Regions from separate parts of the Homo sapiens genome. Here region 1 is linked to region 2. The links are chromatin loops, found by intact Hi-C in ENCODE. Cell type or tissue: IMR-90. All regions are shown on one strand. Links, peaks and the distances in the headings refer to the core of each region. The heading gives the core; the rest is flanking DNA. Region 1 holds the start of LOC105371993 (a long non-coding RNA gene). Region 2 overlaps LOC107985173 (a long non-coding RNA gene).

Region 1 (16,316 bases), core at 3,015-11,014, 73 kb after region 2:
ATGAATTTATTGGTGAATTTTACCAACATTTAAGGAAGAAATTATACCAATTCTCTACATTCTCTTCTAGAAGACGGATGCAGTGGGAATATTAACTAACTCACTCTATGAGGCCAGTATTACCCTTCAGAAAAAATCTCTTCTCAACATAGATGCAAAAATTCTCAACAAATTATTAGCAAATTGAATCAAACAATGAACTATTATTGGATAAGTATAACTATAAAAAGAACTATTGACCACAACCAAGTGGAGTTTATCCCAAGATTAACATTCAGAAGTTAATTAATACAAATCATCAACAGACTAAAGCATATTAATCACATGATCATGTTAATTGATGCAGAAAAGAGATTTGATGAAATTCAACACCCATTCATAATAAAAGTGCTCTGCAAACTTGGAATAGAAAGGAACTTCCTCATATTGATAAAGAACAGCTACAAAAGCCTACAGCTGTTTAATGGTGCTTAATATTAAGTACTTATAATGGTAAGAAACAAGAAGTTTTCCTGCCAAGATCAGAAACAAAGCAAAGATGTCTCCTCTCACCAGTCCTTTACAACATCATATGGGAAATCTTAGCTAATGTTATTAGAAAATAAAATAAAATAAAAGGTATACTGATTGGGAAGGAAAAAATAAAACTGTTCTTTGTTTGAAGATTACATAATTTTCTGTGTAGATAATCCAAAAGAATTGACAAACCAAAACATTCTTGAAATTAATAAGGCATTATATTGATTGTAGGATACAAGATTAATATACAAAAGGCAATATTTTTCTATATACAAGCAATAAACAATAGGAATTTGAAGTTAAAAACATAATACCATTTAGTTAGGATCCTTAAAATAAAATACTTAAGTATAAATGTAACAAAATATTGTAAGAGTTGTATGAGGAAAACTACAAAACTCTGATGAAAGAAGTCAAATAATAGATGGAGAGATGTTCCATATTTATGCATAGAAATACTCAATAGTGTCAAAATGCCAGTTCTTCCCAACTTGAGCTATAGAATCAATGCAATTCCAAACAAAATCTCAGCAAGTTACTTTGTGGACATTTAAACCTGATTTAAAGTACATAAGGAGAGGCAAAAGACTCAGAGTAGCCAATAAAATGCTTAAAGAGAAGAACAAAGTTGTTAGGCTGACATTACTTGACTTTAAGACCTACTGCAAAGCAGCAGATATCAAAATGATGTGGTATTGGCAAAATATTAGACAAATGCATCAGTGGAGCAGAACGGAGAGCCCCAAAATAGACCCACATAAATAAAGTCAACTAATCTTTGACAAAGAAGCAAAGACAATATGGTGGAGCAAAGATAGTCTTTTCAACAAATGGTGCCGGAGTAACTGGACATCAACGTGTAAAAAGAATGAATCCACACACAGACTTTATACCCTTCACAAAAAATTAACTCAAAATGGACCATTGATCCACATGTAAAATGCAAAACTATAAAACTACTAGAAGATAATGTAAGAGAAAATCCAGATGACTTTGTGCATGATGAAGACTTTAAAAATACAACATCAAAGGCACAATCTATGAAAGAAATCATTGACAATCTGGACTCTATTACAATTCAAAACTTCTGCTCTGCAAAAGTTTTGATAAGGGAATGAGAGAAGCAGCAAAGACCTGGAGAACATATTTGCAAAAGGCACATCTGATGAAGGACTGTTATCTAAAATATACAAAGAACTCTTCAAACTCAACAATAAGAAACCAAACAACCCAATTTTAAAATGGGCAGAAGATCTGAATATACATTCACTAGAGAAGATATGCAGATGGTTAATAAACATATGAAAAAATGTTCGACATCCTATGTTATTAGGATATTGCAAATTGAAACAACAATGGAATAACCACCCTAAATGACCTGAAGAAACAGAGAAATAAACTACTGTTTACATCGTGGCTGAGATAGTGACCACAGGTTGCCCACATGGATGGCTGAGATAGTGACACCTTTGCTTTCTACTGGTTCAATGTAAACAAACTTTGTTTCTTGCAAATATACAAAATTATTTAAAAGTTTGTATAAAATTGCCCTCTGGCTATGTGTATAAAAGGTGTATATGGAATATAAATGAATTTCTTATTTAGACTTGAGTGCCATCCCCAGAATATCTCATTATGTATATGCAAACATTCCAGTATCCAAAAGGGTCCAAAATCTGAAACACTTCTGGTCTCAAGCATTTCAGATAAGAGATAATGAGCCTGGACCATTGTATACCTATCAGAATGGCCAAAATCCAAAAAACTAACAACACCAAAGGCTGGTGAGAATGTAGAGCAATAAGAACTCAAATTCAAAACTGTTCAAAAAAAAGAAATCTATTAGGCAAAAAGATAAATATTCATTAACTTAAACATCATTATTATTTTATAAGAATGTTTACTATACAACATTATAACTTTCTAGAGGAAAAAATTTATTATTAAATTTGTTTTCTGCCTTGGAAGCTTCATTACAAGACAGAGAGTGGAATACTTAAAGTTTAAAAATAAGCAAAAATATAAACTTTAAAACATATTTTCCTTGTTTTAAAGAGTTTAACAGGCACACTTTGTTCAATATAAACAACCTACTATTTAGATCATGCCGACACTAACACAAAACTTGTACCACAAGAATAAAAGTTAACACGATTTTTTTTTCTTTCCTTTATTTGATTAATGGACCTAAACAACCCCTACTGTATTTTTAAAAAATGAACTAGGCATTATATAAAATGCTTAACTACTAAATAATTAATTTGTTGGTTCAAGTGTTTAGAATATAGATTAGAGTTTTTTTAAAAGGTACTGGAAAAACATAGAAGTGTATGATAGAACCCCTGCTTGGAAACAAATGTGTGCAAATGAATGATGTTTGTAGGCATGTACAATAGTAGAGAAGAACTACCAATTTTTCTTTTAAAGAAGGGTAAGCTAAGAGTTTTATGGACTTCTTTCAAAAGCAAATAAATCACTTGCTCATTATAAATCTTGTTTATATTTTGGTTATATTAAATGGTATAGTTTATTTTTAATTAGAAGAAACTATTGATTACACAGATAACAAATATTACATTCTGGCCAATAGCAAAATTTTTAGACAAATGACAAAAGCATACCAATGATAAGTGTGAAGAAATAATTTCATAATGATGCTATTCCAATAGCACTAAGATCTTTGCTATCATCAATCCAAGGTTTAATTTTACAACAAAAGCAACATTTTTAATCTCTTTCTCTCTGTTAAAAGCATGCACACACACATCTATTCATGCACATATGCACAACTTCTCATGCCATACTGTCTCTATGAGCACAACTGAGGTTATCTTCTGTTTTTGACTACTTAAAAGTTTTCAGGGAAAAAAATCAATTATAATTTTACAAATCAATAATCAAAAATGAGCCCTTGCTGTAATTAAAGATCTCTCAAGGGCATTCTATATTTGAAGTGCAGCTTTCGGCCAGGCACGGTGCTCATGCCTGTAATCCCAGTACTTTGGGAGGCTGAGGCAGAAGAATCTCTTGAACCCAGGAGGTGGAGAGCAGCCCAGGCAACATGGTGAGACCCTGTCTCTACATAAAATAAAAAATTAGCTGGGCATGAGGAACATGCCTGTAGTCCCAACTACTGGGGAGGCTGAGGCAGGAGGATTGTTTGAGCCCAGAAGGTTGAGGCTGTGTGAGCCATGATCATGCCAGTGTACTCCAGCCTAGGAGACAAGGCAAGACCCTGTATCAATTTGAAAAAAATTAAAAGTGCAGCTTTCCATGAAGTCTTTCATGACAATTGATAGATGCAGGTGAAACAGAGTTTATCTTTTACTCAGCAGAACATTTTTTAGGTTAGCGAAACTTATCTATTTTTTTGTTAATCAGCAATTGTTAAATTTCTCCTCAGTTGGCATGAAGGTAAAAAAGCTTGGCTTGGCCTCCTTATTTTTATAGTTTGCTTTGAAGTACAATACATCTGTAAGATAAGGAAAGTTAAACTCGAGGTCTATTTCTCCTAACCTTACATTACAAATTAAACAATGATAAAGTACATTTCTTCTATGTGTGTGGTTCCAAAATTATTCATTGCAAAATCCTGTATCCTTTCCCATTTAATTAATTCCAGAGATTGAAATTTGTATCCTTGTCAATGTCAAATTATCATTTATATTATGAAAGGCATCACAAATACTATTCATTATAGTTCAACACCAATTCCTTTCTTTAAAGAAGAGAAGGTCATTTAATTTAATCTGGGCCAACCAAATCTTTCCTGGAAAAAGACAAATTATTGGCTTAAAATTTTTGGCAAGGAGCTGTACGTTTTTCTCCTTGATCATCTGAGAAGATTTAGCAGGATTTATTAGTCCCTAACATCTTGATCTCAGTCTCTAACAAACCACTGAAAATGAACACTTAAGGCTAATAAAGCTGACCCAGACAGATCAACCAATTCCATAAGATACAGGATGAAGAGGCTGGGCGCGGCGGCTCACGCCTGTAATCCCAGCACTCTGGGAAGCCAAGGCGGGTGGATCACGAGTTCAGGAGATCGAGACCATCCTGGCTAACACGATGAAACCCCGTCTCTACTAAAAATACAAAAGAAAAAAAAAAATTAGCCGGGCATGGTGGCGGGCACCTGTAGTCCCAACTACTCGGGAGGCTGAGGCAGGAAAATGGCGTGAACTCGGGAGGCGGAGCTTGCAATGAGTCGAGATTGCGCCACTGCACTCCAGCCTGGGCAACAGAGCAAGACTCCGTATCAAAAAAAAAAAAAAAAGATATGGGATGAAGAAATTATCAGGGTTCTTTTCTTGATTCCAGAAGTGATGGGCTATCCTGTCAGAAATTCATAACAAGGTAAATACCTGTGACACAGAAGCAAATAAGTAAATTACGGTGAAGATTACAGTTGAAGAAGTAGGATTTTTTTTTTTAACAAGTGAAAGTGTAAAGGAATAAAATGCCCTGGAATCACTAAAATCAATAAAACTTCAGCAGACCTATTACTTTTGGAACAAAAATGTCCTAAGTGGGTAATAACAACCTTTGAGTTCATCAGACAATTATCGTGGGTGCTACGCAAATTGAGTTAGGTAGAAATCCTGCTAGCATCGACAACCGCCCAATTACTACCAATATTATTAGTATATAGCAATAATCCTAATTACATTGGGTCAGATACACATGTTTCCAGAGTAAGGCCCAGTGCCACTTACAATCCTGGCTCTTAGGGCAGGCCCTGAGACCGATTGGAGAACTGCCAATGTGGTTGAATGTTTGGCAGTCATTACAATTCAGATGGGAGTTAGGGCAGAGAAAAAGGCACCAACTAATACGTAGTAATAAGTCTCAAGACAGGAGTATTAGACTCTGACTTATTCAAGATAAAAATAGAGTTGTAAGGTTGCCAAAACTAGCAGCAATGGCTGTAGTGACATTAACAGAATTTATACCATTCTTCTTTGAACCAACAATAACCTAAACTATTATTATTCTCTGCAGAAGAGATGCATGGAAGGTAGTTTTCTCTCTGTTAGAGCACAAAATGATGGAATGATCAAAGTTTTATTTTCCTTCTGGAATCCAGCCCAAAATAATTGCTGCTACAGCTGCAAGAAAACCCACTACAGTTGCCGGAATCTGCTTTAAGGCCAAACTGCCAATTCCTAGGTTCTACTTTTCAACGGGTGAATCCATCTTCCCTACATTTACTGCAGTGGTTAACCTTGATGCCAATGTCATTTCCAAGTTTTCATGGAGAACAAGAAGTGCAGAAATTAAAATGAAAACTTCTGTAACCTTTTTGAACACTTCGTATTAATTTCCCATTGCTGCTATTGCAAGTTACCACCAACTTAGTAACTTAAAACAACACAAATTTATTATACTGCAATTTTAGAGATCAGAAGTCCTAAATTTAAGGTGTCAGCAGGGCTGCATTCCTTCAGGAGGCTGTAGGGGAAAAATGTTTCTTTGCCTTTTCCAACTTCTAGAGGCCACCTGTATTCCTTGGCTCATGGTCCCTACCTCCATCTTCAGAGTTGGCAGTGTAGTATGTTAAATCTCTCTGATCTTTGCTTCCATCATCACATCTCTCTTACTCTGACCCTTTTGCCTCCTTCTTATAAGGGACCTTGTGATTCCACTGGACCCATGCAGACAATGCAGGATAATGTTCCTACTTCCAATCCTTAAATTAATCACATCAACATGGCCCCTGTGCCATGTAAGGTAACATATTCATAGGTTCTGGGGGATTAGGGCATGGACATCATTGGGGGATGGCATATTCTGTCTACCACAGTCCATGCTCTGATCCCCAAAGATCTATGTCCACTCTACATGCAAAATGTATTGACCTCATCCCAACATCTCCTCAAGTCTCAAACCATTGAAATTTCTCAGTGTTGTACTATATCTAACATAATGCCAACTGAAAATATTCCAAAACCAACTAGCAAAAATAGTGAAAGTATTTGCAATATCATAGTGTCACTGGATATCTTTGTTAATTTCTTTGTTTGTTTCCAAAATGATATCTTCCTCAACATCACTAGGAGTACCTTCATCTTTTAACATGGCAGTAGTTTCTGAAGCTTGCCATCCTTCCCAGTATGGCATAGTCACCATGTTTGGTGAAAGTTTGATAGCACCTGCCCATTTTTTCTATGAAAAGACTGCTGTGAGAAACTGATACTCCCTCCATGTGTTGTTCTGATCTATTACTAAAAGCCTGTGTTCCAGTTGATAATTTATCCTGCCAAATACCTTTGGTTTTTTTATTCCTGTCTTTCTGACTTTTCTGGTAAATGACTGGACCCATATTCAGCAGTAAGTTAAAAAAATTATCAGATTAAATTGCATTAAATTTAACTCCAATCTGCAAAACTTTCTCCAAGACTTGGACCACTATTGTGTTAGTAATAGATCTTCTTTATTATTAGTCATCTTGTCATAGCAACAGAATGTGTATTCCTCTGTTCTCAAACTGCATGAGGAACTGTAGCAGTTGAATCAGAACCACAAACACTGGTTTTAAATTAAGATACTGACTTTGGCCGGGCGGGGTGGCTCATGCCTGTAATCCCAGCACTTTGGGAGGCCTAGGCGAGTGGATCACGAGGTCAGGAGATCAAGACCATTCTGGCTAACATGGTGAAAACCCATCTCTACGGCCAGGCGTGATGGCACACACCTGTAGTACCAGCTACTCTGGAGGCTGAGGCAGGAGAATCACTTGAACCCGGGAGGCAGAGGTTGCAGTGAGCTGAGATTGTGCCACTGCACTCCAGCCTGCATGACAAAGCGAGACTCCATCTCACAAAAAATAAAATAAAATAAAAAATAAAGAAGATACTGACTTCATTGTATGGAAGAAAAATAATGTTTCCACTAATAAAAAATGTTCAGAAGGTGACAGGAAGAGGTAGATCTTAGGATGCACCTGACCCCAGCTCCTAGCAAACCTCAGGGCTTTTCTTTTACTGTCACCTGTCTCCATGTGGAGAGAGGGACAGAGACACTCTGGGCAAGGATGAAAGGACCATTCACTTCATCCTCAAGCATCTGAAGCTCCAGTCTCAGAGTTCCTTCCTGCTCAGCATCTTCTTACATCATCACTCATAAATCTACTTTTAATGTTAAATGTGATCAAGATTATCGCCCATCATAATAGACATGTTCCACAAATTTAAGCCCTATCTCTAGAAAGGCTGTAGACCATCATTTTGCTCTGAATCAGCAACGGTTTTGAGATTTTTGTGGCTTTTTTAGCCCATTGAACTAGCATGAGTCAGCCAGTCATTTTGAAACTGACAAAAGAGAAATTTGACTTTTGAAATTTTTTACACTGTATAGCACAGTGACTGTCCCTTGCCACCCTGCCAGCGTCCCACTGTCCTTGAGTTATATCAAAGCTACATATGTTGTGGGCCGGTCTGAGGCATTGTGGGCTATTTGATCCTTGCACTCTTCCACATAACCACCTGACACATGAACTGTGAAAATCTCAGTTGAGTTTGTTTAGAAAACCCTCACATGAGAAATACTCTTGGCTTTCTGAAGAACAGTCAGCAATTTCCCAGAATTTAATAGGAGTCAACAGGATTATACCATCATGGATATATGTCTAGCTAACTGTGATACAATCTTCTGGAAAAAAATAATGGAATTAATGTAAAATACTGGTAATGCCTGATATTTGACAGAACAGTAACACAGGGCCAAATATTTTTTTAAATGTTACGTGCTTGCATCCTTGGCTTTCGGGGTGAGGGGATTGAAAAGACTAATCTTTAAGATTTCTTCTCCTGAGAGCAATCCTAGGACTCTGAGACCACGTTTCCCAGTGGCTGCAGGTGACTGCTAAAGCTCCAGTGACCTCTTGATTTGAGACTCAAAGCTCTGTGTCTTGTCAAGATCAGCCAGGGCCTGGCACACAGGAAAATGTTTGCCTTCATGGCAGATAGTTGTTGAAATCTTACACCCTCCCATGATTATTATGGCGAAATCTTACACCCTCCCATGATTATTATGGCAGGCAAAACCAAACAACCCTTGAATCATAAATTTTAAACAACTGAAAAAATGCTTTCAGAGCCAAGAGAGGCTTTGATTTTTTCCCTTGTTGAAGATTTTTATCAAATGAGATAGAGAGCATTATGCTTTCTTCTTAACCATCATCTCCAAGGAGTTCAAGAAATTGTGGCTGGGTAGAGGCCCTTGGGATTCTCCTTTAATGATTAAATTAAAGAATGATTTGAAATGACTTTTTACATATAACTAACAATAATATTAAATTGTTGTTAAGTTCTGCATATAAGTATTACATCATGAAATACACCTAGAATGTTATATAACACACATAATATGTAAAGGAGCTACTTGTTTTATCTCCTCTTTGCAAATGAAGAAAGGATGCTTTAGACAGGTTGGATAACTAACCCAAGGCCACAAGTAACTAATCTGCAGAACTGACCTACCTGCCTCCAAAGCTCGGATCTTAACTACTATACTATATGGCAACCCTGGGAAAATAGAACAAAAAAACCTAACTTAAAAAGATACAACATATATCTGAGTTCAAATCCAACCTTCATCACTAACTCACTTCAAAAAGTGAGATTTTTGACAAACCTCACTTTCTTTAGTCACGAAGCTGAGGTGAGTTTTGAATGAGATAACGTATACAGTGGCACTCAGCAGAGTACCTGAACAAGATTAACTTGTTAATTGTTAACTTCTTTCCATTAAAAAATGAGATTTTCTTGGGGCAGGTGTGAACATCGCAGCTAGTGAGTGAGACTGCCTAAGCCCTCACTGCCCAATACGGTGGCCACACGGCTAGTTAAATTTAAATTAGATTTAAAGTTAAAGAACAACCTGTGTAAAAAATAAATACTACATGTCATGGAGGGATCTGTAAACACCAAGAGGAGTATGAGTCAGAACAACTGTGTGAAAGATAAGGTCAGATGGAGATAAATCCCTGGGGTGCCAAGAAAGCCCTGGGGGTGGGGGCGTGGAAGCAAAAGACAGCGGGTCTCTGCGAGTCACTCTTGTTCAGTCTCAGGACCCTGGGAGACACTCATGGTTTCCTGGGCTTTTTCCCAGGAATTTGGCATTGAACTTGATGTTAATCTGAGGGAGTTTCCAGTTCCTGGCTGCGAGGCTGGATGAGGACACGTGGCCCCGAGGCACAGAGAGCCCAGGGCTGTGGGCAGAGAAGAGTCAGAGCCTCAGGGGCCTCGCCCTGTCCAGAACTCCACGTGACATGACGCCCCACAGAGCGAACCTCTGACAAACAAGCATGGGGCCCGTGTTGCCCTAGTGGATGGAAATGGACGTGGGAAGCAAGGTATGGTACAGATGCTGCCTTAGAGAGAAAGATAATTACAGGCAAAACTGAGCTAGACGACTCTGCTCCAGTTTGAAAAGTTTGCCATTTGAATGGCAAAGACTGAACAGCATATAAGCGTCCACTTTCTGACAGTAACCACCTACATATGGTCAATTGTAACTATTTACACTAATAATATATGCTGGGGATTCTCTGTCTCCCCATCTACATCTATTCTCCCTGGCCTTGTCCCCGGGGAGAATGATTTCCGGGACCATCTTGGCAATGCCTTGTGCGCTGATCTCCGCTGGGTTTGGTGAAGAGGAGACTTGAGGAGATAGAGAAGCTGGAGGTCCAGGGGCTCTGCAGTGGCTGTGCTCATGTCCTGAGGAGCACACCCCTTGCAGGACACCTCTCCCGTGGCTGTGGTTCTGGCTGGGTCCTGGATGACAACTTCCTTCTGTTGCAGCCCCTTCAGGCCCTGGCTCGTAGTGTTTGCAGAAACGTGGTGCTTTGCCCTGCCCTGTTGTTGTTAACCAAATCACATACTGGTAACTAACTCTTTCACTAAACTCTTGCCCATTATCCATTTTGAGGGTTCCTGAGATGCCAACTGATCCTTGAATCTAATGATTTGAAGATGGCTGAGAACTCCTTAACAGGCAAAATAGGTTTTGTTGGCCGGGCGTGGTGGCTCAAGCCTCTAATCCCAGCAGTTTGGGAGGCCAAGGCGGGCAGATCACCTGAGGTCAGGAGTTCGAGACCAGCCTGGGCAACATGGTGAAACCCCGTCTCTACTAAAAATACAAAAATTAGCCGGGCATGATGACATGTGTCTGTAATCCCAGCTACTCGGGAGGCTAAGGCAGGAGAATCGCTTGAACCTGGGAGGCGGAGGTTGCAGTGAGCCGAGATTGTGCCACTGCACTCCAGCCTGGATGACAGAGTAACACTCCATCTAAAAAACAAAAAAAAAAAAAAAAAAAAGTTTTATTGTGGCTTTTCCTTGTGCTCTATGTTTATATGGATACTGATACGGTTTGACTGCGTCCCCACCCAAATCTCATCTTGAATTGTACCTCCCATAATTCCCTCGTGTGGTGGGAAGGACCAGTGGAGGGTAGTTGAATCATGGGGAGGCGGATCTTTCCTGTGCTGTGATAGTGATTAAGTCTCAGGAGATCCAATGATTTTATAAAGGGGAATTCCCCTACACAAACTCTCTCTCCCCTACCACCATGTAAGAGGTGACTTTGCTCCTCATTGGCCTTCCATCATGATTGTGAGGCCTCCCCAGCCATGTGGAACTGTGAATCAATTAAACCTTTTACCTTTATAAATTACCCAGCCTCGGGTATGTCTTTATTAGCAGGGTGAGAACAGAATAATACAGATACACTGCAATGAACCCCAGGTCTTGGCCAGGATCTTTCTCTGTCTTCATTTTTGTCCCTTTACTTTAATACTATTTATATATGGATGACTTCTACATTGATGTCACTTGCCTAAACTTCTACAGAGTTCTAAATTTGTATACCCAACTGTGTACTTGACCTTTCTTTTTGAATTTTCTATAGGCAGTTCACACAGAACATGTCCAAAGCAGAATCTGCCTTAATCCTCACCATCCTGCTCCCTAACCTGTTCTTGCCCATCTTCCCTACTTTAGATTTTGGTAAATTACACCACTATTTAACCAAACGCTCAAACTATAAACTTAGGTATTTATTTCTTAAGTTTATTTTTCTTCTATAAGCTCCCCCCACCGCTGCCACCTTTTTTTGGTCTGCAACCTAGAAAGAATCCTCTAGGAATAATTTTTTGCATTATTATTTGCTATGGTAATAACAAGGAAACATTACATTGAAATGCAGTGTTAATAGGGCATTTAATTTATTTAACTTACTTTGTAATATTGTGAACTGTCTATAAGTCTGTTCTTATTACACTAATGACAACTAACAAACCTAAGCATCCTCTAACTTTCAGTAACATTGGTAGCTATTTACGTTCATAAATTATTTCCTGTAAGCCCTCAGAGGAAAATTACCTCTTAATCTTTTCTTACCAAACGTCTCACAAAACCAGTGGCTTAAAGGGGAAATATTCCTTTTGCAACCACATCCTGTCCCCAGGCTTTCTCTGTGTGCCAAAGACACATGTTTGTGTTTATCCTCTGATTCTGAATCACTACTGAACTTAAATTTCTTCCTGGTGACTGCCTGGGGGTCGAGATGACTTATTTTAGATGAAATTTGATTAACCCAATGGGTACCACCAAGGAAAAATGCCGTAGATTTTTTATTTTGGTCCTACAATCATTATATGTGTGTGTGTGTGTGTGTGTGCGTGCGCGCGCGCGTGTGCGTGTTTTGCCATGGTAGATTTCTAGGGATGCAGGAATTTGCTTTTAGATATTTTTAGATATTTCCTTTTAGAGAGTGTTTGAGGCGAGAGGGCATAGATTGCTTTCAGATCATGCCAGTCTTCAGATGTCAGAAAAGGACAAAGACATAGCTAGTTCTGGGATTTATTTTAGAAAGGAGATTGACTGCAGGCAATGACACTGGGGAAACACAGGCAGGGCCAACCTGAGACGAAGGCAGAGAAGCAGCTCACCAGGCAGATGGGAGCCATCGGGATGCTTGCTGTTCTTGAAAAACATATCCTCTTCCTGCAGTATCTTATTGGAAATGCCACAGTTGGGGATGTATTCTCTTATCAGAAGGCTTCTTGTTCTCTATTAAAACACAACACCCCAGGAAGCTATTGCACCGAGCCTTAACAGCCACGATGCCACTATGATTAGTTTATCGGCTCGTTTCAAAGGGTGAATGGGATGGAGGAGAATATTGGGGCATGGAGGGGAGAGGTTGTCCTGCAGGTGAAAAGAGTGTGGGCAGGGGAATAATGGACTGGGAATGGTGACTGAGGATCTGTGTTAGTTGTTAGAAAGGATCAGGTAGACCAAAGTGCTAGGAGTGAAACAAATAAAAAAATTATTAGGCATGAGTAGATGTGTTTCTGCACCCATCAGATTTTGGGTAGAATTTCTCCCCATCCCTGCTGGCATCTGGTCTGGATCTCTCCACTTTTTTATTGCTCACAATCCTTGGTTTTCAGACACTTGTAATCCCACTCACTCTTCCTGGCCTTCCTGATTAACCTGAGATTTTAAAAACTGATTTTGTATTTTTAGTAGAGACGGGGTTTCACCATATTGGCCAGGCTGGTCTAGAACTCCTGACCTCGTGATCTGCCCTCCTCGGGCTCCTGAAGTACTGGGCACTAGCCAGGTCTGGTGGCATGTTCCTGTAGTCTCAGCTACTCGGGAGGCTGAGGCAGAAGAATAGCTTGAACCCAGGAAGCAGAGGTTGCAATGAGCTGATATTGTGCCACTGCACTCCAGCCTGGGCCACAAAGAGAGACTCTGTCTCAAAATAAATAAATAAAAATAAAACACAAAACAAAACAAAACTGATTTTGTTTTCTGCTCTGTCTTCTCTGATTTTATTAAGTTTCTGCATATAATTTATTAAATGGTAAAAGCGAAGGTTTGTATATTTGTGAGTGACGTGTGTGTTGACATATATATTTTCTCAGTTAATAGGTTTTAAAATAGTTTCTATGTATATCAAGAAACTGGTCAAGAGAGATTGCGTCTACCTTGAGATGGGGCAGAGAGAGGGTTTTCCAGGAAAGAGAGCAGAGCCAGACAGACATGAAGGAAGCTGCATATTGTGTCTGGGTGATATAATTGGTCCAACATTGCCCATGCAGAACGTGAGAACTGGGAAGTCATGGATTTACACAGGCAAATCTTGAGAATTTCTCCATAAAATTCCAAGACATCTAGGTGAAAACAATTACTTATTTATTTATTTATTAGAGACAGAGTTTCGCTCTTGTTGCCCAGGCTGGAGTGCGATGGCGCGATCTCAGCTCATTGCAACCCCCACCTTCCGGATTCAAGCAATTCTCCTACCTCAGCCTCCCGAGTAGCTGGGATTACAGGCAGCTGCCACCATGCCTGGCTAATTTTTGTATTTTTAGTAGAGACAGGGTTTCACCATGTTGGGCAGGCTGGTCTCAAACTCCTGACCTCAGGTGATCTGCCTGCCTTGGCCTCCCAAAGTGCTGGGATTACTGGTGTGAGCCACTGCGCCCGGTGAAAACAATTTTTAATACCTAGACATTTCTTTATTAACCCCAATTTATCTAAGTTACATTCTAAAATTTACTCAGTTTTATTATTCAACTAATATAGTACTCTTCTTAAGTGCCTTTAGGCTTACTTATGGTGTTTTTTTAATCTGCTGCCCATCTGTAAACATAGCAAGATGCATGTAAATAAATGGATTCCACAGAAGAGTGAGGCCTCATCTCAGCCTGCTGCCTGGGCACTGAAACTCACCCTGAGCTGTCTCATTAGCCCAGAATCTTGCACTTGGAAGACAGTAGATCAACGTCTTCTCGCTCTACAGGTCACCACCCTCAGACTTTGTCTTCAGGAAGAAATGCTTCCAGGTTATTTCTGACAATTTTCTCGGATTAAAAACATTTGAATGGGCACATACATGTGTTTTTTCATGAGCTGTGTAAACAGTTGGCCAGTAAACAGTGAGGGGTACAGCTATTTACCTTCCAGATTCATTGTAGGTTTCAGATGCACACACTCTGAGTTTATTTAGAGTTCCTTCTAAAAAAAAGGGCCCACATACATGACACAATGTAACTATGTCATTAGCATGATTTTAATATCTGTGTTGGCCAAAACTATGAGAGATATGCAGAATCCAATTGTATTATTTACTACTTGTTATAGCCCTATCAAAATTCTAGCATGAAAATACAGAGATTATAAATAATTATATAAATGATGTATGAAATAATCTAATGCTTTATTAATGAGATTTTTAAAATTCATAATAAACACTTAGATTTAGTGAGTTTCTGTTGTGTCTGGAAAAATATTTGTGTCAATTCCAATTGAGTTGGTGTAATTACAATGGCGTTAATTTGATTGTCTAAAAGTAAAAAAGAGTTGTTCCTTATGACCATTTTTCTCCTTAACTCTCCATACTTCAGAGAACATCACCTAAGAACAAGGGCATTCTCTTACATAACCACAGCATAATTACCAAAATCAGGTAAGTTACACAGCTGTAATACTATTATTTAACCTATAGTCATATTAAAAATTTGCCGATTATTCAATAATATCTGTTACAGCCATTTTTCCTAATCCAGGCTCCAACTGAGGATCATACATTGCCCTTAGTTTTCATGTCGCTTTAGTGTCCTTGAATTTAGAAAAGTTCTTTAATTTTTTTTTGTCTTTCATGGCACAGGTATTTTTGAAAAGTATATTTCAACTGTTTATTTTGCATACTGTCCCTTAATTTGTTTGTATTCTATGTCATCATGATTAGATTTCAGTTATGCATTTTTGGCAGAATGACTACATAATTGGTATTGTATTCCTCTTAGATCTGATCATTAAACGTGTTCATTGCTAAGGGGCTCAGTGAGTTAGATATAAAGATGGTTTTCCGAGTCAGTTACTTGAAATCTTCAAGGAACAGATAATGCTTCTAATATATAAATTATGCCCCAAAGCATAGACAATTAAGGAAACCCAATTCATTTCACTAAGCTTTCAAAATTCTCACATAAAATTGTGATAATGAGAACACACAAAACTAAAGACCAAATTCACATGTAAGTGTAGATGTAAAAATAGTGGGTAAAATTCTAGAAGACTGAGATCGAAATGTGAAAGGAAAATAAAACTTGGGACCCCAATTCACTCTGCCAAAATTAAAAATCAGGCTGAAAGCTGAGACCTACAAAGAAGCTGCCTTTCCTTTTGTTCCTAAGCAGAGAGGTACATATAAAAGGTTAAATATTTCCACAGGTAGCTACTCTATCTCCACCTTATCTTATATAAAGTGTGGATTTACTGAGCTCCAGACAAATACAAAATTGACCATTCCCTTACCTGCTCCTTTATCTTGCAACATGTGGATTCCATAATGTAACCATACTCTCTTTCCCTCCCCTCCAGTCCACTTGTTCCCGTTAAATATTGAAGCCGTCAAAATCATCTTTCAAGAAAGGCACAGACCTGTCTCCTGGTCACATCCTCGACCTTGGCAAAATAAACTTCAAAACTGATTGAGACCTGTCTCATGAATTCCTGAGAAAAACCTATTTGCATGAATTCATGAGCAGTTTAATTTATTAAATCATGAATATATAACATTACATCAATAGAACCAATAAGAAAAAACATACAATATCCTCTATGCTGAGAAAGTGGCAGAAGAATTTAATACCCATTTCTTGGAAAATGAAATATTGGAATATACAGAAAAGTGAAAAATCAAAAAGGGTGGTGTTGGCAAAAAAAGACTGGATAGATGGAAGGAACAATGGAGGTGATACAGAATGTAGC
Region 2 (16,316 bases), core at 4,699-12,698:
AGAGGAGAATATCTCCCACATGTGTAGACAACCAGTATTCAGGGATCAGAAGAGCCAACAGTTCTTGGCCGCCGTTCTGATAGAGGCCTGGTTTTGACCAAATCTGAGATGTGCAAGTACAATATGCAGCAGCCCTGGGGAAAGTGCTCAGGCTTAAGCAAGCCCTGTCGAGGAGATTCTATATATCTTAGTCATCATCTATATTTGGAGCTCAGTAATTCCTGGATGGGCTGTACAGTGTGACTGAAAAATGTTTCTCAGCTCAGAGATGTCAATAATGCACATTTTTTCCTCCATAGATTTGTCTACCTTAATTTGGTGATTGCAACTAAACAGTGTTTCCTATTTGTACCAACCAGAAGAATTTTAAAAATTATTCTTTAGAACAGTTTTATTCACTCAGTCATGAACATTCCCAGACATTTGTGGCCTTCTGGATTCTGAATAAGGTAAGTCGCATAACATGTACAAGCAACTTGGAGGCTTGAAAACGACGTTGATAACAACGAGAGCCATCTCTATACGAAGTAGGCAGCTCATCATAAGAGACCATGGTTATTGGCTAATGTCACGTGTTTCTATTCCAGAGAGTTACAATTAACAGCACCAGTGATCATTGTAATGCAGTGCTCTAGGTTTCCATGAATTGAAGCTTTCTGTTTTGTAAGTACCTGGTGCCAACCAATTGTGCAATTGGAGCTACCATAGTTAAAGTTTTCTGAATTGTTACAAACTAAGTAACATCTTTAATTTGCCAGAGGAAATTGGGGGTGCTCAATGCATAAAAATTGCATTCTCCTTATCTAAAAATTAGCGAGATTTTAGTAAGTTTAATGTTTATCTAATGTCTATGTGAGATCCTATGCTAGGGATTAATGAATATAGCACATAGAATTTCTTTGGGGCAGAGAGACAAAATGAAAAAAAAAAAAATTTAAGCCAGCTGTGGTGGCTCATGCCTGTAATCTCAGTACTTTGGGAGCCCGAGGTGGGTGGATCACAAGGTCAAGAGATCAAGACCATCCTGGCCAACATGGTGAAACCCCGTCTCTACTAAAAATACAAAAATTAGCCGGGCATGGTGGTGGGCACCTGTAGTCCCAGCTACTCGGGAGGCTGAGGCAGGAGAATCACTTGAACCTGGGAAGCGGAAGTTGCAGTGAGCAGAGATGGAGCCACTGCCCTCCAGCCTGCCGACAGAGTGAGACTCCATCTCAAGAAAAAGAAAAAAACATTAAATGTGATAAACAATCAAATATATAGGGGCAATGGAAACAGAGATTTGAGGACACTGAGCTCAGCCTGAGGAGGCCAGGAGAGGTGATGCCTAACCTGAGTTTTGAAGTATACATAGGAGTTTAGCAAATACAACTGAGAAGGACAATTCACAAAGAAAGAAGAGCATAAGCAAAGGCACAGACGCGTACACATCTATGTAGGCATGATAGCTTGGAATTTTGGGAAGCAAAATGCAATCTAGAAACTGGTGAGAAAGCAAATGCAGACATCTGGTCACAAGAAACCTTGGATTCCATGTGGAGAATATTGGGCCTTATCTTCCACACGTTAGAAAGGTCATTCCAGCAGTAATGGAGACAGTAATTATAATGCCCCAGGCAAAACAAGGTAAAGGATTAGGGTGAAGCAGTCTGGTAGAGATGGAGAAAAAGAAGATGGATTTAAATTTCTTTATAGTTTTGGTTTCTTCTAAGTTTACAGTCTAGTAAATCATAACTGGGTGTGAGGTGAGCATCAACACATGAAAAACTATTCTGGGGCTGGGTGCAGTGGCTCATACCTGTAATCCCAGTATTTTGGGAGGCTGAGGCGGGTGGATCACCTGAGGTCAGGAGTTCAAGACCAGCCTGACCAACATGGTGAAACCCTGTCTCTACTAAAAACACAAAAATTAGCTGGGTATGGTGGCGGGCGCCTGTAATCTCAGCTACTCAGGTGGCTGAGGCAGAAGAATCATTTGAACCCAGGAGGCGGAGATTGCAATGAGCTGAGCTCACGCCATTGCACTCCAGCCTGGGCAACAAGAGTAAAACTTTGTCCCAAAAAAAAGAAAAAAAACAAAAAAGAAAAACTATTCTGCATGTCAGGAAATCCTGAAGTCTGGGTTAACTCCTCTGGGGCAGCCCCAGTGAATCGTACTAGGAGCTCTGTAGCGATTGTGGAGATGGATGCTCTCCCTTTTCTGGTTAGAACCAATATAAAGGTCACAGTCTCAGGGTGTGTCACGTGACTCCGATAGGCAGAAGACGGAATAAAATCCAATGAAGCCAGTGAGGTAAGCAGAATTTTTGTTCCCATTCTTTGGGAAACTATGAACATTTTAGCTAAAATTTATTTAAAAAAAAAAAAAACTGTAGCCCTTTTGTCTCTTGGTCACAATAATTATAGAGTCAGCTATTGAAGTATACAACATTTTAAGGATGTAGTTTCCTTCTGAAAAAATAAGCTAAAATAATTGCATCACTTTAAAAGTTAAATTAGTATGTAAACTATAATATTTTGTAACGACACTTTAATCCATTTGCGTTTACTTCTACACAGATACCTAGAAGTCATCTATTCACATTCAATATGCAATTACTGAGCTACTACCTTGTAACATGCACTGAGCTACTTGATCAAGGCATAAAGAAAAAGAAGTGATTTTGCCATTAATCACTTGTGGTAATCTCTGCAAATCTCTTGATGTTAGTTTATTCATGCATCTAAAAAAAAAGACATTTAGCCAGATGTCCTATGAGGTCCTTAATTTCTCTCTAAGCATTATTTTGTCTACGCCTGAAAAATTTTAACATTTTGCGTTTCATGACAATTTTATTTAATCACTGAATGATATTCTTTGTGATTTCTTGTTTCACCCATTAATTATTTCAAAATGTTGAATTTCTAAACATTTGGGATTTTCCTATGTATTTTGTTGTTGATTTCTAATTCAATCCTATCTTGGTCAGAACACGTGACTTGAAACTTTAAATTTGAGACCTTAAATTACTAAGCATATGGACCATTCTAGTAAATGTAGCTTACGTACTTGTAAAGAATATGTATTCTGTTGTTGGGTGGCTGGGTAGCTCTATAAATATCAGTTTACTCTAGGTTACTGATAGTGTTGTTCAAACATTCTCTGTCTTTGCTGATTCTTTTGTTGAACTCATCTATAAATTGCTGGCCCACAGGCTGTCAAATTAAGAATGATTTTTACATTCTTAAAAGGTCACACACACACACACTCACAAAAAGAATATGTTCAAAGCCTGAAATATTTACTCTTTGGTCCTTTGGGAAAAAAGTTGGCAGACTCTTATGTTAAAATATATAATTTGGAGTGTGGAATTATCTGTTTTTTGTTTAATTGGATCAAGTTTTGATTCATGTACTTTGAAGCTTTGTTAAATTCATAACTTGCACATCTTCCTGATGATTTGACTACTTTATCATACTGTCTGTCTTTACCTCTGGTAATATTTTTGTCTTTAAATTTGTATTATGTTATATTAATTGAGGCCTGTAGGCTTCTCATGCTTATGTTTGCATGGCGTATCATTTTCTATCCATTTACTTTCAGTATATCTGTAATTATACCTAATCTACATTTTTGGTAGACAACATGTTATTTGATTTTTAACATGCATTCTAGTAATTTCTTCATTTAGTTGCATCATTCAGTTCTTTAACATTTAATGTAATTATTCTATAGAAAAAAAACCCAAAAACTAAAAACATTTAATGTAATTATTCCAATGATTAGATATGAAGATATCATTTTATTATTTGTTTTCTACTTATCCCTTCCCTTGTTTGGATTATTTGAATACTTTCATAATTTCAATTTAATTTTCCTATTGACTTTTAGCTATATTTCTTTGCATTATAGTGATGGTCCTAGAGATTATGGTACATATAACTTTAGCCTTTTACTGCCCACTTTAATATTTTACCACCTCCTATAAGATATAGAAACCTTACAACACTATGTGTCTATATATACTCATATTTTTGATGCTACAGTTGTTTGCGCTACACCTCTACTTTAAATGGCAAATAAGAGTAAGGGAATGTGACTCACTTATGGTTTCCAGTGATCTTCATTCCTTTCTGAGAATCCAAGTTTCCATCTGCTATCATTTTCTTCAGTCTGAAGACTTTCTTTAGAAACTTTTATAATGATTTCCTTAGTTTATCTTTTATCTGAAAATATTTCTATTTTGCATTAATTCTTTAAGTATAGGTTCACCAGTTATAGAATTCTTGAGTTGTTCAGCCTCTTCTTTGACCACTTGAAAAATGTTGTTTGACTCTCTTCTGGCCACTTTGACTTTTGATGAGACAACCCCACTAACTGAATTGTTTTTCTTTATTTAATGTGTTATTTTTCTCTTTCTGCTTTCAAGATTTGCTCATCCCTTTGACGTGGAAATTTTTTATTATGATGGACTTCATGTTTATTCTGTTAGGTGTTTGTTGATCATCTTGTGTCTTTAAATTTCTGTCTTTCATCAGATGGGGACATTTTCAGTCAGTATTTCCTCAGATACATTACTTTTTCCCCATTACCTTTCTGTTCTTCTGGTACTCTAATTAAATTTATGTTGCATTGTTTTGTATTATTTAACAAGTCAGTCCCTGGTACTCTATTCATGCTTTTGATTTTTTAGCTTTTATTTCTGTTTGTCTTAGTCTGTTTCTGTTGCTTATAACAGAATACCTAAAATGGTGTAATTTTAAAGAAAAGGAATTTATTTTTTTCAGTTATGGAGACTGAGAAATCCAAGGTTGAGGGGCTGTATCTGGTGAGGGCCTTTTTGCTGGTGAGGACTCTGTAGAGTCCCACAGTGGTACAGGGCATCACATGTTGAGAAGGTGAGCTAGGTCAGGTCTGTCTTTTCTTATGAAGCCAGTAATGTCACTCCCGTGATAACTCGTTAATCCCTGAGTGGATTAATCCATTCACGAGGGCAGAGCCAACATGACACAGTCACCTCTTGAAAATTCAACCTTTAGATATGCCATATTGGAGATTAAGTTTCAACATGAGTTTCCGAGGGGACAGATATCCAAACTACGGCACTATTCTTCACATTGTGCTGGGTCGTATTCATTGCTCTGTCTTCAAGTTCACTTATTCTTTCCTCTGACATCTCCATTCAGCTATTACATTTATTCATCTAGGACCTAACTGGGACCCAATAGCAAGCCAAGAATTGATTTTTAAAAGAAGAGTTACTTATTGCAGATAATTTATTTTTTCAATTTTAGAATTTCCATTTGGCTCATTGTTGTTATTTCTATTTCTAAGGTGAGATTTCCTAAAATTTCACTTATTGAGAACATATTTATTGTACCCTCTAAAGATAGTTATCACAGCCACTTCAAAATCATCAATTATTAGTTTTAATATCTGAGTCATCTTGGGGTGATTCACAGGTGATTTTGTTTTCTCTCGAGAATGTGTTCCCTTTTCCTGGTTCTTTTTACTTTGGTCATTTTGGACATTATAACATTTTCTCCAATGCTTGTTTTAATTTTGCAGGCAATTGTCTTGTTTGAACTTGAATTGAAAACTTTATTAGATGGTGGCTCTGTTCTCAGTTTAGGTAGTTTGTCATTAGCTAAACTGCTTTGAGTCTATTCTATGAAGGCAGGTTCCTAAGTCACTCAAAGATGTGGGTAGGCATATTTTGGAATCTCTTCTTGGATTTTTCTGTTCCAAGTTTTTCCCACTCTAAACAACAGTTTTCCCAAATCAGTTTTCTAATTTCCCAGGTCAGAGAAGTTAAGTTTTCTCTCCTGGTGTCTCCACTGCCTCGTGCTATGCCAACAATACTTGTCCCCAAGCTAAAGGCCCTGAAAATGATACCTCCCTTTGTACAACTACCTTCCTGTAAGTATGTGTCTCTACTGCTGTTATGTCTACTTCTGCTCACTCCTGATGATGCCTTCAGTCTGGTGCAACAAAAAACACCCATTTCATTTATAGCAACCTGGATTAGTTCATTTTCAACCAGGATCCAACAGCAAGCCAAGAGCTGGTTTTTAGAAGAAAAGCTGCTTGCTGAAGAGAGTGGAGCTTTGTTGCAAAACTCAGGGGCATTCTCTGTGATTTTCCTATTGGAATTTGCCACAGGAATTTGCCACAGCCTCCCAATAAACTATAGACACAGTGAGGGGAGGGTCTTTTCAATTCACTGAATCATAAAAGCTAACGGGCAAGGTATTTTGCCCTGTAGTCCAAAGGGTTGCTTCATAAATGAGTTAGAACAATACATTCAAATATGGAAGTGTTCTCTTTAAAATTTAATGGGCCAATTAAGCACAATAATTTTTTTAATGGTAGGTGTTCCCAGTGTAGCAAATTGTCTTTAACTTGGGAGGTGATATTTGAACATACCCTAGACAAATTGGCCTCCTCAATTTTTACGGGATTCAGTCTTCATCCTTTGTCATGCATATGTCTTACCAGGGCATCTAAGGTACCGATGATTTTTCTAGCATCAGGTCCCATCTTTGTGATGTCACTAATGCAGCGGACCAACAAAATATCCTTCGCTGGCGGGAGGAGGATGATAGGATCAACGTCTCTGATGATTGAATTTTGCATGGCAGGAGCTATAGAATTGATGTAGTCCTGAGATAAGAACATAAATGTGTACTGATAATCTAGACAAGTGACAAATAGATTCTAGTGTTTTCTGCTTATTGGAATGTGAGAAAAACATTTCTTCTAGGTCAAGAGCTTCTTACTAAATACCTGGTATGTGTTGATTTACTCTGGGAAACATATCCAAAGGAAATAGCAGCTGCCATTGGAGTTAACAAATAGTCACTATGATAATCCACTATATATCGAGGATTTGGTATTGTTTTAATGGAAAACTTTTGAAGAATAAATTAAATTAGAAATAGAATTTTTTTTTTTTTTGGAGTGTGTACCATTCTCTGTTAGGTCGCATGTTGTAATTGGTCCCTGGTGTGTGTATTCTTGGATCTGGCTTTATTTGTTTTTTGTGGAATGAGGAGTGGTAGAGATGGAGAGTAGTATCATCGTATCTCAGTTCTTTGGAGGTGCCATTTACATGGGCTGAGATGAGAAATGTGCCCTCTGGAGTCCTTCCACCAATGGCTCTATGGGCAGTCAGTAAGAGAGTTGGAACTTCCTCACAAGGTAGCTAACTAACACAGATAAACTCATTTCACGGCCTTCAAACAAGTTAAAATCCATAAAATATGAAGAAAAATGAGTAACAGTGCATCAGGGAATTAAGCAGAGATGTTATACAGCCAGGATCCAAAAATTCAGAAGAAATATCCAGTCTGCACTAGCAGAACCCCAAGGGTCCTGCTTAGAATCCAAGACAAAATGTTTTGGAAACTCTAAGCTCTCCTACAACTGATGCAGAACTACCTAACACCCTTTCCCTGTGTTTGCCAGAAGACTTCATTTCTCTTCATGTCTTCCACCTCTGCTGCTCTCTTCTACCTCAGAATTCTTGCATGGGTTCATCTGCTTAACAGAAAGTTGACCTCAGAGGAAACTATTTGCAATAGAGACTGGGAAAGGTAGTTTTCATCTTTCCCGATTTTGATATTACAGCAAGACAAACTAAAAGTGAACAGAAACAGGTGTTGAATGACCCAGTCTACACTATTTACCACAGTTGACTTTCTAGCCCAATCACCTTTCCATCACACTTCCCATCATTTTTAATTGAAAAGTATTTTAAAGTGCTCATGACTTGGGTCATTGATAGAAATCCTTAGTATTAGCCCATGTTGAAGACTGTAATTCTTAATGCACTACATTTTTGTTTCAGACAAAAACAATCTAAGAGAGATGGTACTTTAGTAGGTTCTTGGAAAGTGCAGCCTGATGTAATAAGGCTTTTCCTCCTAATTGTAGCTCTGAGATAGCAGAGTGATAGAACACAAAATCCTTGAGGCGTAAAACCAAAGGAAATCTACAAACCCCACCATCCATCCTTATCTGCCTCTAGTTAATGATTGGAGATTATATACTTGAGTTGGCAGACAGTAGAAAAAAATGAAGATTCATAAACCCAGTTTATTGACAAACTCTTGAGCATTATTAAAGATGAGCAAACAGATTTAAAAAATATCATGGACCCTTGAAAAAGTACCCTAAATCCAGGCAGAGAGAGCACTCTAATGGAATCATAGGGCACATATGAATCTAGAAAAAAATAACAGAAGAATAAAATTCAAAAAGCTCTTTGTAATCATAAATAAAGGAAAATATAGCCTCTATGAAAAAAGAGTAAAATAATAAAGAGGCAAGCAACTGCGATAAATAAAAGAAAGGGAAGAAAAGGGAGATGAATGAAATAGGAAGAACTTCTAGGGTGCTAAAAATTTCATAATTAAAATCCATATATATTCATGTAAAAACCAGAATTGGTTCTACAGAAGATAGTATCAATAAATGTGAAGGATGAACTTGAGAAAAACTTTCCGCACAATACAGAAAAAATAAAGATGGAAAAATTATGAGCGTAGTGAATTCTTATGATTTTATGTTGCCCTGACAACATCCATTTTAAATACGTTTAGCTTTCTCATATCAGAAGCAGGACTCAATCACGCTTGACACACTTTTTAGTTCTACACCTCTCCCCAGTTCGTCAGTATGGTCTATCCAGGCGTCTTCTTACACAGCTGCTTCCTGGTGACCACCTCCCTATGGGACAGCCAGATCCCACCTGCTTGACTGGCCCTGCTGAGCGCTACACCTTGCAGGGACTGTGAGACATGCTGCAGTGACCCTCTCTCAGTCATAGCATGGAACTCATGCTTGTTTCTTTCAAATCTACCAATGAAAACTTCTCTCCAGAAGTGTGTTTGGACACTGTCCTGAACCTCAATAAAGGTGTTGACCCATGGATCCCTCATTCTCTTTCCCTGTCTGATCTCCCTGACCTCAGTGTGCAGCCTCTGGGCGTGCCGTGTGCCCCCCAACCTGTAGGTAATAAAATCTATATTTCTATCTTGTGTTTCTCCTAATTATTGAAGGGGTCTGCTGTGTTTTAAAGATTCTAAATCAAAACAGGCCAGGTGCAGTGGCACACAAGTAGTCTCAGCTACTTGGGAGGCTGAGGCAGGAGGATCGTTTGAGCCCAGGAGGTTGAGGCTGCAGTAAGCCATGATTGCACCACTGCACTCTGGCCTGGGTGACAGAGCAAGACCCTGTTTAAATAAACAAATACAAACAATGAAATAACATAGTACACATATAAAGATGAAAAGGGACCCAACACAGAGATAATTGACTGGAACAGAAACCAGGGTAATTTAACAGAAGCAATAATTAAAGATGTGATGAGGCGGAGGTGGCAGTAGAGAGCAACTTTTCTGAGCTGGGCATACAGATGAAAAGATTTTATCACATGATGCCAAGACAAAGGGACTACAGATATTCTGGCAAAATTTTCTAACTAGAAGAATAAAGCTAGCGTTTATAATCATCTAGGGTGAGATATGGGAGAGGAAGGAGGGAAAAAAGATTGACTTCTCACAAAGGAAAAAGTCAGCCTCATCTGAGACTTCTCAGATGCAATAGTAAATGCTGCTCCGAATTTTGTCCTGTCACTTTTGATTTTTTATTTTTAGAGACAGGGTCTCATTCTGTTGCCCAGGCTGAGTGCAGCTATGTGATCATAGCTCACTGCACCCTCGAACTGCTGGGCTCAAGTGATTCTCCCACCTCAGCCTTCCGAGGAGCTGGACTACAGGCATGCACCGCCATACCTGGCTAATTTCTTTTTTCTTTTTTGAGACAGGGTCTCACTCTGTCACCAAGGCTGCAGTGCAGTGGCATGATCATGGCTCACTGCAGCCTTGACCTTCCAGGCTCAAGTGATCCTCCTACCTCAGCCTCCTGAGTAGCTAGGATCACAGGTATTGCACCACCACACTTGGCTAAAGTTTTAAATTTTTTTAATTTTTTTAATTTTTTTAATTTTTTTTTTTTTTGTAGAGTTAGGGCCTAACTATTTCACCCAGGCTGGTGTCAAACTCCTGGGCTCAAGTGATCCTCCTTGCTCAGACTCCCAAAGTGCTGAGATTACAGGTATGAGCCACTGCACCAAGCCTGATTTTGTCCTCTATAATCACCACCTTTTAATGTGTCAAGACAAAATAAACACATGCTCACACATGGTTCATGCACGTGTTTGTGATATCTATCTGAAGGTAACCCATCTCTTTGAAAGATAGGTCTACATTAATCTCAAAAAGGGGGAGACAAGTAGCAAGAGAAGTATGGCAAATGGGAAAAAAGTTGAACAATTGAAATAAATAAAAACACCCGTATACCTGATTTAGAAAATTCAAATGTCAAACATTTTCTCAAAAAAGAACATGTATATTTAAAAATGATAATATAATAAAATATTTAGAATTTTAATTATACAAATAAAGTCTAGCAGTGGGGACGAAGGGAAGAGTAGATGGAAACAAAATATAATTAAAATATTCTACTGCATAGAGAAGAAAACAAAAATATACTGTTTTTGACTTAACTATGACAATGAAAAAAGGAATAGGTTAAGAAGTATAGATTAAGTACAGTTTTGAAAAGCCTGAAACTGGTTGTTGAAAACAAGATATGATGTATCTATAAATTGATTAATCTGTCAATCATCTATCTTGCCAATCTCTCTATCCATTATGTATGAAAACACTGGTTGTGATAAAAATGAAGGTCGTGTAGTTTATTTGGCTAGAGAACAAAAATAAAAGAAACAGCAAGAAAATTTAAAAACATGAAAGAGCAAGATAAAAAGATGTCTAAATAGTTCAGTTATATATGCTGTTGGTTTAACTACCGTATTAAAAGACAAAGCCTTTCACATTTTATTTTGTATAAATAAACATATCTAAAGCAAAGCTGCCTTTAAAAGAATGAAAGCATAAGTGTGGACACATAAATCATGAAAATGGAAACAAACCAAACTTCAGTATACTAAATAGTAAAAGATAATTCAATGCAAACGGCTTAAAGTGGGAGAACAAGGATTATTTGATAGATATAAGGTACAATTCTTTTTTTAAAAAATTACAATGTAAATAGTTTCACATTGCATATGTTCTTCTGTACTAGCTTATTTTTGCTAAATAGGGTTTTTAGATTTATATCACTTGAAAAGTCTTACTCAAGGTCATTTATTTTTATTGCTGCGTAAAATTCCACTATATAAGTATCCTATAATACTATATTATTTATGAATGTTCTAGCAAAGGTATAAAAATTTATGAGAAATATAAACCTAAAAATTAGTATAAAGGTTTTAATTGGGATGAATGAAGATGGATAGCCCGGGGAGAGATCACAAAGATGAACTAACTGTTCAGTCAGTGTTTTGGTTTTCAAGTTGATTTGGTGGTACACAGGCATCTGTGTGTTATTTTTATAATTTTGTATATTTCTTGTGAAATAAAAATTAAAAACAAAACAATTATTCATTTTGTCGGTATAACATCTATGACACTCTGTGCTAAAACAAATTGAATTAAAGTATGTAAAGCAAAAGATCTTAGCATTTCAACAGGAAATTGACAGAAACATGATAGCATTGGGAAACTTTAAAATAGCTCTCTCAGCATGGTGATACAGAAAACAGAGGATTTGAAAATTTACTAAATTACTAAATTTTAATAAAATACAAATAATTTGCTAAATTATATAAGCTATTCTAATAAATGCATATGAACTTCTATCCTGTACACAAAAATGACTCTCCCGTTGTTCATCGAATATATTTTTTAAATTAATGATATATTAGACAATAAAAAGGCAACATTTTTCCCAAATCAAAAATTACGGAGGCCACATTTTGTGAACTCTACTGTCATTAATTTCTGATTAGTCCATCATTTCATTGTTTAAATGTCGTATTTGACCTAGTAGTTATTAAGCGTTTGTTACTTGTTTTTTATTTCAGCATAGTGTATTCTTTTTTTTCCCTTCAACTTTTATTTCAGATTCAGGGGCTACATATACAGGCTTATTATCGGGGTATATTGTGCGATGCTGAGGTTTGGGGTGTGAATGAGCCTGTCACCTAGGTACTGAGTATATACCCAACAGTTTGTTTTTCAGCCCTTTCTCCTCTCCCTCCTCTAGTAGTCCCCAGTGTCTACTGCTGCCATCTTTATGTCCATGAGTATCCAATGTTTAGCTCCCACTTGTGTGTGAGAAGACATCGTATTTGGTTTGCTGTTCTTGCATTACTTCATTTAGGATAATGTCCAGCTGCATTCATGTTGTTGCAAATGACATGATCTCTTTCCCTTTTTACGGCTGCACAGTATTCTATGGTGTGCATATACCCAGTATGGTGGATTATCTTCGATCACATTTTGGCTAAGCGAGTTTTGAAATGGCGTAAGTCTTTTTCCCTCCAGTGTTTTATTCATTCATTATTGATATTAACTAGTATTTATAGACTCATTTATTATAGACTCAATCACTTTCTACTGTCAAATGGGAAATGAAAAAGACTCACTGATGTTTCTTGGTGTTGTGTATTGATGGTATAATTATTGGAAATTTCCTATACAGGGGACTATTGTCAAGGATCAGAACTTCTTTTATCCTGCTCCTTTGCAGATGGATCACTTTTCGTATTCATTGCTGTTTTTTAGAATAGTTTTCCATTCAGAACAAAGGGTAGATTCAGTTGGGCAGCAAGGAGATTTGTCTAACAGGAGCAAAAAAGGAGATCTGAAAAAGGAAGAAGGGATTATCCAGACTATGATGGCCAGATGGAAAGCAGGGCCGGGCATCAGGCGATGAGGACAGCCCACAAGGAGACAGTTTGTGTCTATGAATGGTACAGTCCTACACTCATGAGGTCGACTTGTAAAACCATTTGAGTGGTTGATTCACACTGAGAGATGAAAACTCATTTTCTTGATTGTTTTGGTTAGGAAGGGTTCTAGAAGAAAATAGTTGACTGAGTTTCTTGAAGGGAGAATGATGAAGAACAGAGAGAGCACTGCAATTATCCTGCTTTGAGACTGCTGAATGTACACGTTTTATTTCAGCCAGGGTTATGTGAAAAGATGAGGCTGTAAAAATAAGGATGAAATAAAAATAGGTGGAGATAAGTGCATTGCATTTCTAATTACCTACTGAGCAGTAGTACATAATGAGAGAATTGATACTAAATGCAACAATGCAATTAGAAATATTTTATTGGGTTTTTGCAAGTAACATTTGATATCTGTTTTTTAGTGATTAAAGAATCATGAATTCCAGCAAGTACACAATTGTACATTTTTGCAATTCATTATCATCGGTATAGGCAGAATGAGTTGCCGTATTATTTACATGGGGCAGAACCAAATGGGTTGATCACAGCCCTCAAGGTCTCCCTGCCCAATAACAGCCATTTTGGACACATTCCAGAAAATGGTTTAACTTTGTAAATAATGCAATCTTTCTACAATTTCCTTTCCCTCTAGGTTTTGTCTCTCGAATAATTTCAGGTGTGATCCTTGGTGTCATTGCACTAAGACCCAGCAAGGGTCTGGTGCTGGACAGGTAACGTTGAACAGAGAAACCGGAATGTTCACCCGCACTGCTGGGCTCTGCAGTTTGCACTGCAGCATCGTTTGGTAAAATAACTTGTGAGAGGAGATAATGTTGTTTGAAAGAGTTCTTTAGATCCAGTTATATATGCATTTTCTTTGGTTTTCTTTAGTGATTGCCATTCTTCCTGTCACGCTGAGAGGAGCACCTGGAGACGCTGATGTCTTCCTTTTCCTTGTGAAAGGAAGGCCACGGGTGGCTCAGGTGGTGCGCCCACTGACACAGTAACGGGAAAGGAAATTCATGGTCTCAGGCCATTGTGACCTTCGACATTTTGACATGGAAGATTTTAAAATACAAACTTAAAAAATTATAATTATGGCAACACTGAGACATTGTTCATCAAGCTTGTGGCTTCTGAAACAGATCCCATAATGTCAAACTAAGTTATGGGTCAGTGTTTTATATGGCACAGTTAAATAGCTTCCATATTTCCATGTAATTTTCTCATTGGAATTAACTTTTATATTTAACACACAGATTTGATTCCTTTAAGGAATATTTTCTGCCATCAAATTTGACAGACTCACTTCTCCTGTTGTGAATTTTTATTTACAGTAATTATATCTCTTGACAAATTTTTATAGATCGAATTTTGCAGTTCTACAATTCAGGATATTGTGATTTATCTGCCAGTTTTAAAGCAACAGAAAATCTTACTGTATGCGGTTTCAGTCAGTGTCAGTTTTACCTCTTTTTAATTATTTTCTGAAGTGAATGCACCATTTTGCCTCACCAGCAACACTGGAATTGTGTAACTAGGAGGATTATGGCTGCCTCTGCTGAGTCCTGCAGGTTGGAAGTGGAGGAAAGCCAGCAGTAACGGGCCTCAGCCAGCTCCCACACAAACTGAAGGGCCGGGTCTCTCTCCCACCACACCCCACACGACAGCCCAAAGTCTGTTTCCAGGAAGAGGGTGAGAAGGACTTGAAAATTTGCCTGAAGCTATCCGCCTCCCAGCTGTGAGAGAAAAGGGCTTGGTTCTTCCCCTGCCTGTGAATTCCTGCCCTCCCTGAGTTCTGGCCAGGAGGTTTCTCACTGGGTTCAAATTGTTACAAAGTTAAGGGAGAGAATTCCTTCTCCCTGTGGAGTTTTACCCCCTGCTCCTCTGCCCACCTTCCCAATGGATCCTTGTGGTGCCAGGCAGGAATGGGCTGCTGGGGACCGAGCGAGCTCCCAGGGCCTTTCTGCTGCTTTGTCCTACCCCTGTATTTCACTGGCTCTCTAACTTGACTCAGCTCCGGGTCAAGTCCAAAACTTCTCCCGCAAACAGACCTTCAGCTTCTCTAGTTGGTGGGGTGTGTTCGGGGGAGGAGGGTCTCCCTTTCCCACCTCTGCACCTGGGGCACTCACAGTATTTGGGGTGTCCTGCAAGGAGCTGTCTGCTTCTTTCAGAGAGCCTGCAGGTCCTCTGAGAATTGCTGATTTGTTCTTGCAGTCCATCTGGAGCTAAAATTCACAATGCAAGCCTCTGCATGCTACTCTGTCCAGAGCTGCAAACTAGTCCTCTCTACCATATTTTTCTAACATGATTTCTGAGTTTTCTCTTCTTTTCAAGGACTCCTTATGCCACACTGATTTTCTTCTGTTTTCTTCTAGAAGTTTTAGAGTTTTAGCTCATACATTTAGAACTATAACACCTTTTTGTATTAATGTTTTATGTATATTGTGAGGCAATGGTTGAGCTTAATTTTTCCTCCCAAACTGTTACCCAATTATTACAGCAAGCATTCTTTAAAAGGACTGTTTTGTTCTCATTGAATTTTCTTGGAATCTTTACCAAAAGCCAACTGACTATGTATGTTTGCATCGGTTTTTGTATACTCTGTTCTGTTCCATTGATGTGTATATTGTGCCAATACTACACTCTTTTGATTAGTTTAGTTTGCTGTAATTTTTTAAAACCAATTGCATAAGTCCTCCAAACTTATTCTTGTTTTTCAATTTGTCTTGGCTATTCTAGGTCACTTCCATAGGTTCTGAGAATAAGAGAATCAGTAGTTTCTGGTATTCTTCCTTGTGTCCTTTGTACGAGAGTGGATGCCTGGGCAAGGTATGCTGCTGAAAGACTGCATAGCCCAGCAGTTTTCTTTCACCTAGATATGGTCATGTGACACATTTCTGGCCAATCAGATGCAAGCATAAGTGTTGCCTTAGGACTTCCAAGAAGGCTCTTTGCGGGAGTAAGGCGGCACCCTTCTGGCTTTTCTTTGTCTTTGTTTGAAATGAAATGTAGAAGTAATGACGGGCTAGAGCTTTTGAAAGACAGATACTTTTAACGATGAGATAATCTATTGAAGATGGAAGCCGGCACTGAAGAGCAGAACAATAGGAACTGGAAGCCCTTGATTATTTTTTGTTTCCTTTTTTAAAACCATAGCGTCACCAGACCAGATTTTTTCTGGATTCTTTTATGTGAAAGGAAAATAAACTTCTATGTTGCTTAATCCTGGTATTTTGCATTGTTCTGTCACATGCAGCCAAACTGACATGGGTTCTAAGATTTACCTTTTCTGTCCACACATCTTAGAGAGAAGGTAATTTTATCCTTGCCTGTTCCAATGCAGTGTAAATGGATCTTTATTCTTCATAGGTTTATTCCCTGATTAATGGGGACAGTTTGAATTAAATTCTCTCTCATTAAAATGAGTACTCTTTCAAATAGTACCTAGATAGTCGTTGTGTATCCATT

Evidence for each region. Peaks named below come from ENCODE experiments on the same cell type or tissue, not always from the same donor. Only the 100,000 strongest peaks of a DNase experiment are listed, where the experiment ranks them.
Region 1: it touches region 2 in a loop (2.2-fold over the local background); 29 of 110 quality-filtered maps call a loop at or near these places.

What each region holds. Positions count from the first base shown.
Region 1 is chr18:11,316,899-11,333,214 of GRCh38, reverse strand. LOC105371993 (a long non-coding RNA gene) reads left to right here and starts at 14,196. Exons shown (of 3, transcript XR_935154.3): 1 at 14,196-14,386; 2 at 14,948-15,009; 3 at 15,927-16,316. It also overlaps the pseudogene LOC100130329. In IMR-90, for the core only: no CTCF peak of the experiment used is centred there; DNase peaks (open chromatin) are centred at 7,004, 7,774 and 9,574; H3K27ac peaks cover 1,433 bases.
Region 2 is chr18:11,391,925-11,408,240 of GRCh38, reverse strand. All of the region lies in intron 1 of LOC107985173 (a long non-coding RNA gene), which reads left to right. The region is part of intron 1 of LOC124904250 (a long non-coding RNA gene); the gene reads left to right. Among named protein-coding and RNA genes, the nearest start is that of LINC01928, 54 kb to the left of the region's middle. In IMR-90, for the core only: a CTCF peak has its summit at 9,346; no DNase peak of the experiment used is centred there.